Linked DNA regions of Homo sapiens: region 1 is linked to region 2. A link is a contact called in ENCODE Hi-C or POLR2A ChIA-PET data. All regions are on one chromosome and are shown on one strand. The core of a region is the stretch at or near the end of the contact, and the rest is flanking DNA. Distances in the headings are between cores, read along the strand shown. Region 1 overlaps RBBP4 (RB binding protein 4, chromatin remodeling factor). Region 2 overlaps NHSL3 (NHS like 3).

Region 1 (6,602 bases), core at 3,203-5,702, 89 kb before region 2:
TCAACAAAGCCACAGACTTAACGTTGAAATTTTCTTCAGGAATTTTCTAGTAACCCAGGTCTAAAGTAGCTACAGAAAGGGGAATATTATGTGTGATTATTTTTCTTCTTATGCTATATCCCCAAGTTTTTCAGACTCATTTAAGTAAAGGCTAGAGTGAGTAAGGAATAGAGCCAAATGAGGTAGGTGTCTGAGCCATGAAGTATAAATACTGAAAGATGTCACTTTTATTCAGGAAATAGGGGGAGATTCAAGTCATATAGATTCCTACTCGAAAATCTTGACACCTGACTTTCCAGGATGCACATTTTCATACGTAGACCAGTTTCCTCTTGGTTTCTTCAGTTAAGTCAAAACAACACGTTCCTCTTTCCCCATATATTCATATATTTTTGCTCGTTAGTGTATTTCTTGAGCTGTTTTCATGTTGTTTATTTCCTGTCTGTGAAATGGTGTTTTTTTTTTTGTTGTTGGTTTTTTTTTTTTTTTTTTTAACTTGGGACCACCAAGTTGTAAAGATGTATGTTTTTACCTGACAGTTATACCACAGGTAGACTGTCAAGTTGAGAAGAGTGAATCAATAACTTGTATTTGTTTTAAAAATTAAATTAATCCTTGATAAGAGTTGCTTTTTTTTTTTAGGAGTTAGTCCTTGACCACTAGTTTGATGCCATCTCCATTTTGGGTGACCTGTTTCACCAGCAGGCCTGTTACTCTCCATGACTAACTGTGTAAGTGCTTAAAATGGAATAAATTGCTTTTCTACATAACCCCATGCTGATGGGTTTTATTTAGTATAAAACATCCATCAAACACCAGTCTCTGGCTTCTAGAAGAGTCCTTCAGATGACAGTTGTTGTCCATGGTCTTTGACTATCAAGAGCAGAATTAAATGTAATAGTCCCAGAGCTGTAGAAAAGAACTTTACTCCTTCCCAGGGAAAGTGAAAGACATAAAACACTGAATCAGAGGTGGCACAGATTAGTCTTTGATAAGGTAACGTTTCTTTGAAGTCTATCTGTAGAGAACTACATGGACTTCCAAGAGTGTCAAAGGCAGTGTGGTAGAGAGAATTTAAGGCAAGATTTAAATTTGGAAAAGGTGCTTGAACCTTTTCTCAGAGGTTTTATTTCCCCAGTATGTTTTTCACTGGGGCCTTTACTTAGGTTAGAAATAATAGGCTTTGAAGGCCTCTATCACCAGATGCAATAACCAGATAAAATTCCTGTTTTTTCCCAATCGCTTAGTTTTTTGTTGTTGTTGTTTTTTAACTGAGTAGATCATTCTGACCCAGAACTACTTTCATGAGGTAAGATCTTTGGGAAAATCTGAATAGCGTTAACCATTAGATTCAAATCTCAAATGGTTTCTTTTCAAGTCTAGTTGTTTTAGAGTATAGTGAGAAATACCTTGACACAATTTTAAGAGTAAACTATATGGGTCAGCATATCCTTGAACAAAAAGTAGACTTTGTAAAAGTATTCATTTAAATTCTAACACTCGTGGCACAAAAGAATGGAAATTGTAAACCCATGTAATGGAAATTGGCTATCTTTTTGACCCCACATGTGCCCCTCAAAAATGTTTTTGGTTTGGGTCAACACAAGGCAAGATACATTCTTTAAAATACTCCCAGATGTGTCCATACATTCATCCTTCACTCAGTGCATATGTGAGGGTTGTTGCTGGAAGACAGGAGGCTCATCTTTCCTTTCCTTGGTGCATTGAGATCAGTATCAACAGCAGATGAAATAGAATCCAGCAAAGAGTTGACATGTTCTGCCTCCGGCCAACTCTAGAATCTTTTTAAGCAGGTCAGCCAGTATTTGCAACTTCCACAGGATGAATTGCTTGCCAAGTTTCTGGCACTCTTGTCTGGTTGGAAGAGTACATCCAAAGGGTACTTAGTGATCCTTTGCTAAGAAGTTTTTTGCTGTTTCCGGGTTACAGATTTGGCCATATATTTCTAAACAGCCCCTGTAAAGTTGAAAGAAAAAGTTTATAACAGTGAACTTCTGAGGTTTAGTTACTGCAGGCTTTGTTGAGAAGAGATTGTTACAGTGTGATTTATGGATGATCAGGGATGACTTTCCCCTAGCAAATATTTGGATGCCTCCTGTTTGTCAAATAGAATGAATGGTGATGGTGATGGGAGGGATAGTTAAACGTTTTCTCTGCTAGGTTAACTTCTTACAGGTATAATTACAATGCCTGAAATTCTGTAGTTTCATTTCTTTGGATTAGTCGTTGTCTTTTCCAGATTGTACACAATCTGATCAACACAAAGGTAGTTAGTAGATCATTAACCTCAATTGCAAGGTTATAATTTCTCAAACATTAAGCATATTATCAGTCATGTGGATTCAAACACAGTATAAGAAAATCCTCAAGGCTGGGTGTGATGGCTTATGCCTGTAATCCCAGCTACTTAGCAGGCTGAGGCAGGAGTATTGTTTGAACCCAGGAGGCAGAGTTGCAGTGAGCCAAGATCGTGCCACTACTCCAGCCTGGGCAAAATAGCAAGACCCGACCCCCCATCTCTACTAAAAAGAAATTTAAAAAAATAAAATCCTAGAAAATTAGAAAAAGCAACAATAGTTACTTGTGGGCCAGGCGCGGTGGTTCACGCCTGTAATCCCAGCACTTTGAGAGGCTGAGGCACGTGGATCACAAGGTCAGGAGTTCAAGACCAGCCTGGCCAAGATGGTGAAACCCCGTTTCTACTAAAAATACAAAAACTAGCTGGCCGTGGTGGCATGCTCCTGTAGTCCCAGCTACTCAGGAGGCTGAGGCAGGAAAATCACTTGAACCCAGGAGGTGGAGGTTGCAGTGAACTGAGACCGTGCCACTGCACTCCAGCCTGGGTGGCAGAGCGAGACTGTCTCAAAAAAAAAAGAAAGTTGTGAATTTGATGTAAGCTTAGGAAATGAATAAAATTTATAGGCATCTGTATAATGTACAACTTGACACGGACTTTCTTTTATCCTTAGTTTCTTTCACGGACTCTAGAACTTTTATCAGAATATACTGGTAAAACATTGGGGGAGGGATCCTGAGTAGGTGATTGGTCAGAAAGATGCCTTCAGTTTTGTCAGTGTCTAAAAGTTAAGTCTGTTTAGGCCAAGCATGGTGGCTCACACCTGAAATCCCAGCACTCTGGGAGGCCGAGGCAAGTGGATCACAAGGTCAGGAGATGAGACCATCTTAGCCAACATGGTGAAACCCCGTCTCTACTAAAATACAAAAAAATTAGCCAGGCGTGGTGGTGCGTGCCTATAATCCCAGCTACTTGGGAGGCTGAGGCAGGGGAATCGCTTGAACCCGGGAGGCAGAGGTCACGCCACTGCACTCCAGCCTGGCAACAGAGCAAGACTCCGTCTCAAAAAAAAAAAAAAAAAAAAAGAGTAAGTCTGTGTAACATGAACATCTCTGCTTCCACCCAAAACCACAGCCTTTGAATATTATATAAGGAACTTAATGGATAGATATGTTTATTATTTTTGATAGCACAACTGCTTTCTCTGCTATTATAAGGAAAACTGAGAATAGCAGGTGGGTAGGGTAGGATGAGGAAACAAGATGCCCAAAGCCTAGATGCCACAGAATTCATGGTGATAATCAGGGCATATTTTGAGTCCTACTAGAAACAAACATTCCAAATGAACTCTGAATGCCTGACTCAGGCGTTTTGGAGGTTTGGGTTATCCCCTTGTCATTAGGCACACAAGGGTTTTTTGTTGTTTTTGTTTTTTGGGTTTTTGTTTTGTTTTGAGGCAGTCTCACTCTGTTGTACAAGCTGGAGTGCTGTATTGTGATCTTGACTCACTGCAACCTCTGCCTCCTGGTTCAAGCGATTCTCCTGCCTTGGCCTCCTGAGTAGCTGGGATTATAAGTGCCTGCCACTATGCCCGGCTAATTTTTGTATTTTTAGTGGAGATGGAGTTTTGCCATGTTGGCCAGGCTGGTCTTGAACTCCTGACTCCAGGTGATCCACCCTCCTCAGCCTCCCAAAGTGCTAGGATTACAGGCGTGAGCCACCCCGTCCGGCCTGTTTTTAAGGCATTAATTAGTATTGTTAGGAAAGCAGTAACAATGCAAACACCACTCTTCTCTTCACAAAGATCACCTTGAGACTGTGTCTCCATTCCACCTGCCTGAGAAGTGGGAGCATCAGCCTGTTCCAGGCTCTTGGGTAGTAGCATAGCCCTTTAAAAAGAGAGAGCCATTTTCCATGTGTTTTTGGATAAGCACAATTTGAAAATCATTTCCCAAATCCTCTTTTTGTTTTTGATTCTAAGGTAAAATTTTCCCTAAGCCCTCCCACCATCCCCTCAGCCAGTATTAGATGAGATTTGTATAGCAGCAGAAACTGACTTATAAGTAGAGAGCTCTTCAGCAAGACTGAGCCTTAGCTGTTCCATCTCTTTGTTCTTCTGTTGCTGGAGTTGCACCCCATTTCTTAACTGCCTCTGGCGTTCTTCCATTTCCTCCAGCTGTTCCTGCATGAGATGGCCAAGAACATTTCTAATGAGCCAAACAATAAAAACTCACATTGTCCACTCTTACTTATAAAACACTTTTTTGTTCATTGTTTAATCTTGATAGCAGTATTGAGGCTGGTATTTATATGATAGGTTATGAAACAGGTTCAAAGAAGTTGTGTCTTGGAAAAAAAGTGACAATGCTTTTGAAAATGATGACGAAAAAGGCATCTTGTCTGTTAACCACAGCTTGCTTTAATAGAATCCTGGGAGGGTGATTGGGACTTTTTAGTATTACAACCTTAGTGTCATTGAGGAGGATTTTGGTCTAGTTAGTGGGCTGAGTTTCATATACCTCTCCCTCCATGTGCAGGTTTGTTAAGATAATTGGTAGTTTTTAATAATATAAAATACTTAAGTTGAAATACAAAAGTGTGGCAACAATTATTAAATATTGGCTAGAATTCTAGGAGAGTTACACAACTAGTGGAAGTCCATGTTTAGAAAATAAATGGCTTGTTTAAGGAAAAGTTTTTGTGTCCAAAGCTCCTTAAAGTCAGAGAGATTTCTACCTGGTACTTAACATCATATGGAAATTGATGCTTTAGTGAGGGTGTTGGCTATCCTATTGCTAATTTCCTGCATCCTTTTTTCTTCTTTATTTTTGTATAGAGACAGGGTCTCGCTATGTTGCCCAGGCTGGTCTTGTTCCTGGGCTCAAGCAGTCCTCCCGCCTCGGTCTCCCAAAGTGCTGGGATTACAGGTGTGAGCCACTGTGCCCAGCTTATCCTTTTTTCATTACACAAAAAGACTGAATTTGGTTAGTTCTAAGTTGGAAGATAAAGATGGTATGCACAGGAGGCCCTTGGGAGCCCTCAGATAACTTTCTCATTCTTCCAGAATCAGGCTGGGATGCATTCTGTAAATTTTCCCTGCCTAGGATGTATACCTGAGGAATAAGGTAAGGAAGATGTCAGCAAGTCAGTCTCTGGTTTACCTGCTAGCTGGCATGGATCCTTAAGGAAGCAGGAGGGAGTTGGGAAGAGAGGAAGGGGTGAAGTTGGTATCTTTTAAAGCGAGAGTGATTTTACCTCAGATTTTGAAGAATACTAAGGAATCCAGTTGTTGGGGTACATGCTATTATTAGAAGGATCTAGATAATTTGTCCTCTGAGTCATACTTGACATTGTACCTGTGGCACATCAATCCGCACTGTTTGATACTCTGGCTGAATCTCAGCTTTCACCAACATTGTCAAAGGACCTTTTTTAGTGCCCAGCCATGCCTAAGAGTGTGTCATCTGAAGAGGGAAGCATCTGCATACTGCTGTCCTGATTGCTCAGTCCTCACTACCTACCAGACCCGTTGGTAAGGTACAAAAGTACATGCTTGGAAAAGCAGTCTGCACCACCAGTGATAAGCTGTGACAGAGTGGAACAGCCTCAATGAAATGAAGGAAGGATTGCTACAGTGGCATTAAGGATGGTCTCTTAATCCTGTGTTAACCACTAGATTAACTTTACAATCAACTCAAAATCCTTCAAAGGCTTTCCACTTTCTTTAGTGGCATTCAGACCCCCTCTAGTTTGACCCCTACCTCCAACTTGAACCTCTGTTACTCTTCCGTATGAACATTTTCCTCTAGCCCTGGACTACTAGTACCGAAGTCACTAGTCACATAGGACTCATTTGAAATATGACTAGTCTCAATTGAGATGTAATGTAAGTGTAAAATACACAGCAGATTTCTAAGACAGCACACAAAATGTAAAATATGTCAAAAATATTTGATACTGATTACATGTTGAAATATATGTGTTGGGTTAAATAAAATGCATTAAAGTTAATTTCATCTGTTTCTTTTTTTAATAGAGCTACCAGAACATTTAAAATGACATCTGTGGCTTGCTTGCAGTGATAGACAGCACTACTCTAGCCTAACAACTCAGATCTGTGTGCCTGTGTTCCTGCCACTTTTTTCACCTAGACAGCCAGTCCCTTGTTTTCTGCTGCCTTCTACCTAGATACTAATTTCTCAAGGGCCAGGACATGTCTGTCTACAGTTGCCCCAGCACTTGCATTGACAGCATTGCCAGTTTTAATTTTCTACATAGGACAAAG
Region 2 (6,946 bases), core at 3,930-6,429:
CCCTCCCCTCTCCTCCCTCCAGTGCTGCACTGTCAGCTGTCAAGGTCAGGGGCCTAACCCAACAGACCCTTCTGGTGTCTTCCAGAGAAACAGAAACTGAACAAGGGTGGCTGGGACCATGGAGACACCCAGAGTATCCAGGTGAGCCCTGCCTCCAGCTCAGTCCTGACTCTTCTCTACCTGCTTGACCCCTGGCAAGGATGTCTTGGAACATTTCTGGGTCTCAGTTTCTTTATCACAAAGGGCTACACTAAATGAACCCTGAGGGCTAGTTCAGGGTTGCTCAGTGCTAGGTGATGCTGGAGGGGATCTGTGACTCAAAAGTTCGAGTGGGAGGCTGGGCGAGGTGGCTTACACCTGTAACCCCAGCACTTTGGGACGCTGAGGTGGGCGGATCACTTGAGGTCAGGATTTTGAGACCAGCCTGGCCAAAGTGGTGAAACCCTGTCTCTACTAGAAATACAAAAATTAGCCAGGCATGGTGGGAGGGTACCTATAATCCCAGCTGCTTGAGAGGCTGAGGCAGGATAATCGCTTGAACTTGGGAGGCGGAGGTTGTGGTGAGCCAAGATTTCGCTACTGCACTCCAGCCTGAGCTGGATTTGTCTCAAAAAAAAGTTCCAATGGGGAGCCTTGAGGAGACAGCCCCACCCAGATCTCCTTCTACCCTGATAGTCCTCCCGGACGGGGCCGGATGAAGACAACATCTCCTTCTGCAGTCAGACCACATCCTACGTGGCTGAGAGCTCCACAGCAGAGGACGCGCTCTCCATCCGCTCGGAGATGATCCAGCGCAAAGGTGGATTCATGGGCAGGGGAGAGGGACAGTGGGCTCCATTGGGTCCCAGCATCTGTAGCTTCTTTTCCTCCTTATCCAGTGTTTCACCAGGCTCTCTGATTCAATGAATTCGGGAAACACAGTACCCTGTGTCCTCTTGCACATTCGTGATACACACTAACTATAAAGCAGTTAAGAGTTAGAAAATCTTGGCGGCCGGGTGCGGTGGCTCACGCCTGTAATCCCAGCACTTTGGGAGGTCGAGGTGGGCGGGTCACGAGGTCAGGAGATCGAGACCATCCTGGCTAACACGGTGAATGAAACCCCGTCTCTACTAAAAATACAAAAAATTAGCCTTGCCTGATGGCGGGTGCCTGTAGTCCCAGCTACTTGGGAGGCTGAGGCAGGAGAATGGCGTGAACCCAGGAGGTGGAGCTTGCAGTGAGCCGAGATTGCACCACTGCACTCCAGCCTGGTCGACAGTGTGAGACTCCATCTCAAAAAAAAAATAAAAAAAGAGTTAGAAAATCTTAACTGTTGGAAGCCTGGTGTAACTAACTAGTGCCAGCTGTGTGACCTTGGGAAAACCCTTAACCTCTCTGAACTTCTGTTTGATGTTCTATAAAAATGAGGATAAGTACCCTATTGGAATGAATGCCAAATGTTTAGAATGACGACTAACACGTAATAATATGTTTACTAAATAGTAAGCTATCACTAAAGGGAAATTACCATCATTGACTTAGTAGCCTTAGTCTTACAGAAAGAAGCCTCTAGCTTTGTTTAACCTAGCCTTGCCCATACCTACTTGACTGTGGAAACCATTTCTCGCAGAGCTCTTATTACAAAAGTAGTGCCCTGCAGAATGTGCCTGGAGTCCTTTGCTCTAACAGTTTTTCTCCCACGACTGGCCCCCAGGCTCCACCTTCCGACCCCATGACTCATTTCCCAAATCTGGAAAGTCAGGGCGGCGTCGGCGGGAGCGGCGGAGCACTGTGCTGGGACTCCCGCAGCATGTGCAGAAGGAGCTTGGTGAGGCCTGGGTTAGGAGGGCAGTGGTGGGGTGGGTGGGGAGCCTTGGTCATCCCCTCTCTGCTGACCCCACCTCCTCCCTGTCCCTTCCAGGCCTGAGGAATGAGCGTGAGGCACCAGGCACGCCCCGGGCTCCTGGTGCACGGGATGCCGTACGCATCCCCACAGTGGACGGCCGCCCCCGAGGCACCTCAGGGATGGGGGCCCGGGTGTCCCTGCAGGCGCTGGAGGCGGAGGCGGAGGCTGGCGCTGAGACAGAGGCCATGCTGCAGCGCCACATTGACCGTGTCTACCGGGATGACACCTTTGTTGGCCGGTCCACGGGTACCCGGGCCCCACCATTGACCCGGCCCATGTCCCTAGCAGTGCCTGGATTGACAGGAGGGGCAGGGCCTGCAGAGCCCCTGAGCCCGGCCATGTCCATCTCCCCCCAGGCCACCTACCTGTCGAAGTTGATTCCACATGCTGTGCTGCCGCCTACAGTGGACGTGGTGGCCCTAGGCCGCTGCAGCCTGCGCACACTAAGCCGCTGCAGCCTGCACTCGGCCAGCCCAGCCTCAGTCCGCTCGCTGGGGCGCTTCTCCTCCGTCTCCAGCCCACAGCCCCGCAGCCGCCACCCATCCTCCTCCAGTGACACCTGGAGCCACTCTCAATCCTCCGACACCATTGTGTCTGACGGTTCCACCCTCTCCTCTAAGGGTGGCTCTGAGGGCCAGCCGGAGAGCTCTACGGCTAGCAATAGCGTGGTACCCCCTCCCCAGGGAGGCAGTGGGAGGGGCTCTCCCAGTGGGGGCAGCACTGCTGAGGCCTCAGACACACTCAGCATTCGGAGCAGTGGGCAGTTGTCTGGCCGGAGTGTGTCCCTGCGTAAGCTGAAGCGGCCTCCACCCCCTCCCCGCCGGACCCACTCCCTCCATCAGCGGGGCTTAGCAGTGCCTGATGGGCCATTAGGGTTGCCCCCTAAGCCTGAGCGTAAGCAGCAGCCCCAGCTGCCTCGGCCACCCACCACTGGTGGCTCAGAAGGGGCGGGGGCAGCACCCTGTCCACCCAACCCAGCCAACAGCTGGGTACCTGGCTTGTCTCCGGGTGGTTCCCGGCGCCCCCCACGGTCCCCAGAACGGACACTTTCGCCCTCCAGTGGATACTCGAGCCAAAGTGGTACTCCCACCCTCCCTCCCAAGGGCCTGGCAGGTCCCCCTGCTTCCCCAGGCAAGGCCCAGCCCCCTAAACCAGAGCGTGTCACGTCTCTTCGCTCCCCTGGGGCCTCCGTCTCCTCTTCCCTCACGTCTTTATGTTCCTCCTCCTCTGACCCAGCCCCCTCAGACCGCTCTGGGCCACAGATATTGACCCCCCTGGGTGACAGGTTTGTCATACCTCCTCACCCCAAGGTGCCTGCCCCCTTCTCCCCACCTCCCTCCAAGCCCAGGAGCCCTAACCCAGCTGCCCCTGCTCTAGCCGCCCCTGCTGTGGTTCCTGGGCCTGTTTCTACCACTGACGCCAGTCCTCAGTCCCCTCCCACTCCCCAGACAACCTTGACTCCACTGCAGGAGTCTCCTGTCATCTCCAAAGACCAGTCACCCCCACCTTCCCCACCCCCATCTTATCATCCACCCCCACCACCCACTAAGAAGCCAGAGGTGGTTGTGGAGGCACCATCTGCCTCAGAGACTGCTGAGGAGCCCCTCCAAGATCCCAACTGGCCCCCTCCCCCACCCCCTGCCCCTGAGGAGCAGGACCTGTCCATGGCTGACTTCCCCCCACCAGAGGAGGCTTTTTTCTCTGTGGCCAGCCCTGAGCCTGCAGGCCCTTCAGGCTCCCCAGAGCTTGTCAGCTCCCCGGCTGCTTCGTCCTCCTCAGCTACTGCTTTGCAGATTCAGCCCCCGGGTAGCCCAGACCCTCCTCCAGCTCCGCCAGCCCCAGCTCCTGCTAGTTCCGCCCCAGGGCATGTGGCCAAGCTCCCTCAGAAGGAACCGGTGGGCTGTAGCAAGGGTGGTGGGCCTCCCAGGGAGGACGTAGGTGCGCCCCTGGTCACGCCCTCGCTCCTGCAGATGGTGCGGCTGCGCTCCGTGGGTGCTCCAGGAGGGGCTCCCACCCCAGCACTGGGGCCATCGGCCCCCCAGAAACCACTGCGAAGGGCCCTGTCAGGGCGGGCCAGCCCAGTGCCTGCCCCCTCCTCAGGGCTCCATGCTGCGGTCCGACTCAAGGCCTGCAGCCTGGCCGCCAGTGAAGGCCTCTCAAGTGCTCAGCCCAACGGACCGCCTGAGGCAGAGCCACGGCCTCCCCAGTCCCCTGCCTCAACGGCCAGTTTCATCTTCTCCAAGGGCTCTAGGAAGCTGCAGCTGGAGCGGCCCGTGTCCCCTGAGACCCAGGCTGACCTCCAGCGGAATCTGGTGGCAGAACTCCGGAGCATCTCAGAGCAGCGGCCACCCCAGGCCCCAAAGAAGTCACCTAAGGCTCCCCCACCTGTGGCCCGCAAGCCGTCTGTGGGAGTCCCCCCACCCGCCTCCCCCAGTTACCCTCGAGCTGAGCCCCTTACTGCTCCTCCCACCAATGGGCTCCCTCACACCCAGGACAGGACTAAGAGGGAGCTGGCGGAGAATGGAGGTGTCCTGCAGCTGGTGGGCCCAGAGGAGAAGATGGGCCTCCCGGGCTCAGGTACAGTGGGCAGTGCTAGGGTGAGGTCCCATTGCTGATGATGGGAAGTAGGAATCTGAAGTCCCGCCATGGGGGATTTGTTCTTGGATCTTTAACTTTTCTGGTCTGAGAATGCCTGGGAAGGGCAAGCTGTCACCCTTGCTGGGGCCCAGAGGAGAATGGTGTGTGAGTGTCAGGCCTACTGTGTTTGAATTCCAACTTTGCCTCTTTCCCTACCCTTCCTAGCTACATTGTAAAGTGTGGGGCAGTGACACCTACATTATAGTGTCTGAACATGTGTAGGGTGTCCAGCCCAGTGCTGCGGGCACTGTCAGTAAATCAAAGCGGTAAGAAGGTTGGGTGAGGGTATGCTTTGTTGGGCTCCTAGTGCCAGAACCAAGCCAGGAGGCCCCTTGCTAAGTGTCTCTTATTTTTCTCCCCCAGACTCACAGAAAGAGCTGGCCTGACCACCAGGCACCTCACTGGCACTGCTGACCCATCCCAGAAACACAATCTCAGGGACCCGAGCAGCTCCAAGGACGAGAGGATACAGCAGACACAACCTAATAGAGAGGGCGCCTGCAGCCTTAACCTCCACGGCCTTCGATACTTATGCAAGCCTGGTGTTGCTCCTGTCCTCAGAGTCATCCTGCGCTCATGCCTTTTCCCGAATGGGTTCACCTCTGGCAGTTGCCGCTTCAGTCTTGGCCTTAGCCTCATCTTGAAGTGGGTAGCTGGCGGGAGAGGGTGGCTGCGCCCCCTGCTGGCCCTGAGGCTGCAGAGTTGGGAGCAGGACACCTCACCTGAGTTTCATTTTTTTTCATGTCCAAACCATGCACATACTATAGTCCAGAATCAAAGCACTTTTGAAAAGTGGCTGCATGGCCATCCTCCAGGGCCCAGGAAGTTGCATTCCAAGGGCCTGTTTACATGGCAGCAGAATCCATCCCCGGCAGTCAGCCCATAGCTTGGGACCAGTCTGTGCCCTCCTGCCCAGTCCAGTTTACTCCTCTTGGTTCCTGAAGGTGGCCAAGTCATTGTGTTCCCACAGGCTTCTCTAGGCTGGGGGCAGGTGTGGGGCTGTGGAATTCCAAAGCACAAAAGGTGCAGAGGGGATTGGCCTTCCTGTGCCTCAACTCACCAACCACCCTCCTGCCTTCCAGTTCTGCCAGGTGCTCCATGCTGGGGACAAGTAGGAGACTGCCAGGGCCCAAAGAAATGGGTGAGCAGTAGAGTCATCTCGGGGCACTTGGCAGTGTCAAGCACCTGCCCCTTGCCTCCTTGACCACACTGGGGTGGGTGGGCCCCCAGCACTTCAGAGGCAGGAGCCTTTGGGCTGAGCAAGCACTGAGGAGGTGGATGGAAGGGAGCATCTGGAGGGGGGGAGCTTCCTTGAGCAGTGGGCCCAGGCCTGGCCCTCCACACTTCATTCTCTGACCTTTCTCTCTCCTCATTTCGGTGCATGTCCTTTCTGCAGCTGCCTTTCAGCACAGGTGGTTCCACTGGGGGCAGCTAACGCTGAGTGACAAGGATGGGAAGCCACAGGTGCATTTTACTCAAGTCTTCTCTAGTCAATGAGGGGCACCCAGTGCTTCTAGGGCAGGCTGGGTGGTGGTCCCCTAGGTATCAGCCTCTCTTACTGTACTCTCCGGGAATGTTAACCTTTCTATTTTCAGCCTGTGCCACCTGTCTAGGCAAGCTGGCTTCCCCATTGGCCCCTGTGGGTCCACAGCAGCGTGGCTGCCCCCCAGGGCCACCGCTTCTTTCTTGATCCTCTTTCCTTAACAGTGACTTGGGCTTGAGTCTGGCAAGGAACCTTGCTTTTAGCTTCACCACCAAGGAGAGAGGTTGACATGACCTCCCCGCCCCCTCACCAAGGCTGGGAACAGAGGGGATGTGGTGAGAGCCAGGTTCCTCTGGCCCTCTCCAGGGTGTTTTCCACTAGTCACTACTGTCTTCTCCTTGTAGCTAATCAATCAATATTCTTCCCTTGCCTGTGGGCAGTGGAGAGTGCTGCTGGGTGTACGCTGCACCTGCCCACTGAGTTGGGGAAAGAGGATAATCAGTGAGCACTGTTCTGCTCAGAGCTCCTGATCTACCCCACCCCCTAGGATCCAGGACTGGGTCAAAGCTGCATGAAACCAGGCCCTGGCAGCAACCTGGGAATGGCTGGAGGTGGGAGAGAACCTGACTTCTCTTTCCCTCTCCCTCCTCCAACATTACTGGAACTCTATCCTGTTAGGATCTTCTGAGCTTGTTTCCCTGCTGGGTGGGACAGAGGACAAAGGAGAAGGGAGGGTCTAGAAGAGGCAGCCCTTCTTTGTCCTCTGGGGTAAATGAGCTTGACCTAGAGTAAATGGAGAGACCAAAAGCCTCTGATTTTTAATTTCCATAAAATGTTAGAAGTATATATATACATATATATATTTCTTTAAATTTTTGAGTCTTTGATATGTCTAAAAATCCATTCCCTCTGCCCTGAAGCCTGAGTGAGACACATGA

The links. A loop is a pair of places that touch in the nucleus more often than their neighbours do. ChIA-PET counts read pairs that join two places held with the same protein, here RNA polymerase II (POLR2A). Pooled maps may share reads with other maps.
Region 1: a pooled map shows a loop between it and region 2 (2.2-fold over the local background). The contact joins two enhancer-like sites. A Hi-C loop is called at or near these places in 1 of 50 pooled maps. POLR2A ChIA-PET finds 5 or more read pairs at or near these places in 12 of 52 experiments (A673, H1, HepG2 and 8 more).

The regions. Positions count from the first base shown.
Region 1 is chr1:32,679,884-32,686,485 of GRCh38, forward strand. RBBP4 (RB binding protein 4, chromatin remodeling factor) reads left to right here. Exons shown (of 12, transcript NM_005610.3): 12 at 1-6,328. It overlaps SYNC (syncoilin, intermediate filament protein), which reads right to left. Exons shown (of 5, transcript NM_030786.3): 3 at 4,375-4,499; 4 at 4,127-4,206; 5 at 23-1,977. The coding sequence ends at 1,967. Among named protein-coding and RNA genes, the nearest start is that of SYNC, 20 kb to the right of the region's middle. Within about 2 kb of position 4,453, at least 7 of the 41 ENCODE cell types and tissues checked have a DNase peak (open chromatin) inside an H3K27ac peak, as active enhancers do.
Region 2 is chr1:32,767,977-32,774,922 of GRCh38, forward strand. It overlaps NHSL3 (NHS like 3), which reads left to right. Exons shown (of 7, transcript NM_020888.3): 3 at 86-141; 4 at 676-799; 5 at 1,697-1,810; 6 at 1,904-4,465; 7 at 4,889-6,946. The coding sequence ends at 4,911. Among named protein-coding and RNA genes, the nearest start is that of NHSL3, 30 kb to the left of the region's middle. RefSeq lists an enhancer at 1,499-2,414 and a silencer at 5,032-5,326. Within about 2 kb of position 5,180, at least 4 of the 41 ENCODE cell types and tissues checked have a DNase peak (open chromatin) inside an H3K27ac peak, as active enhancers do.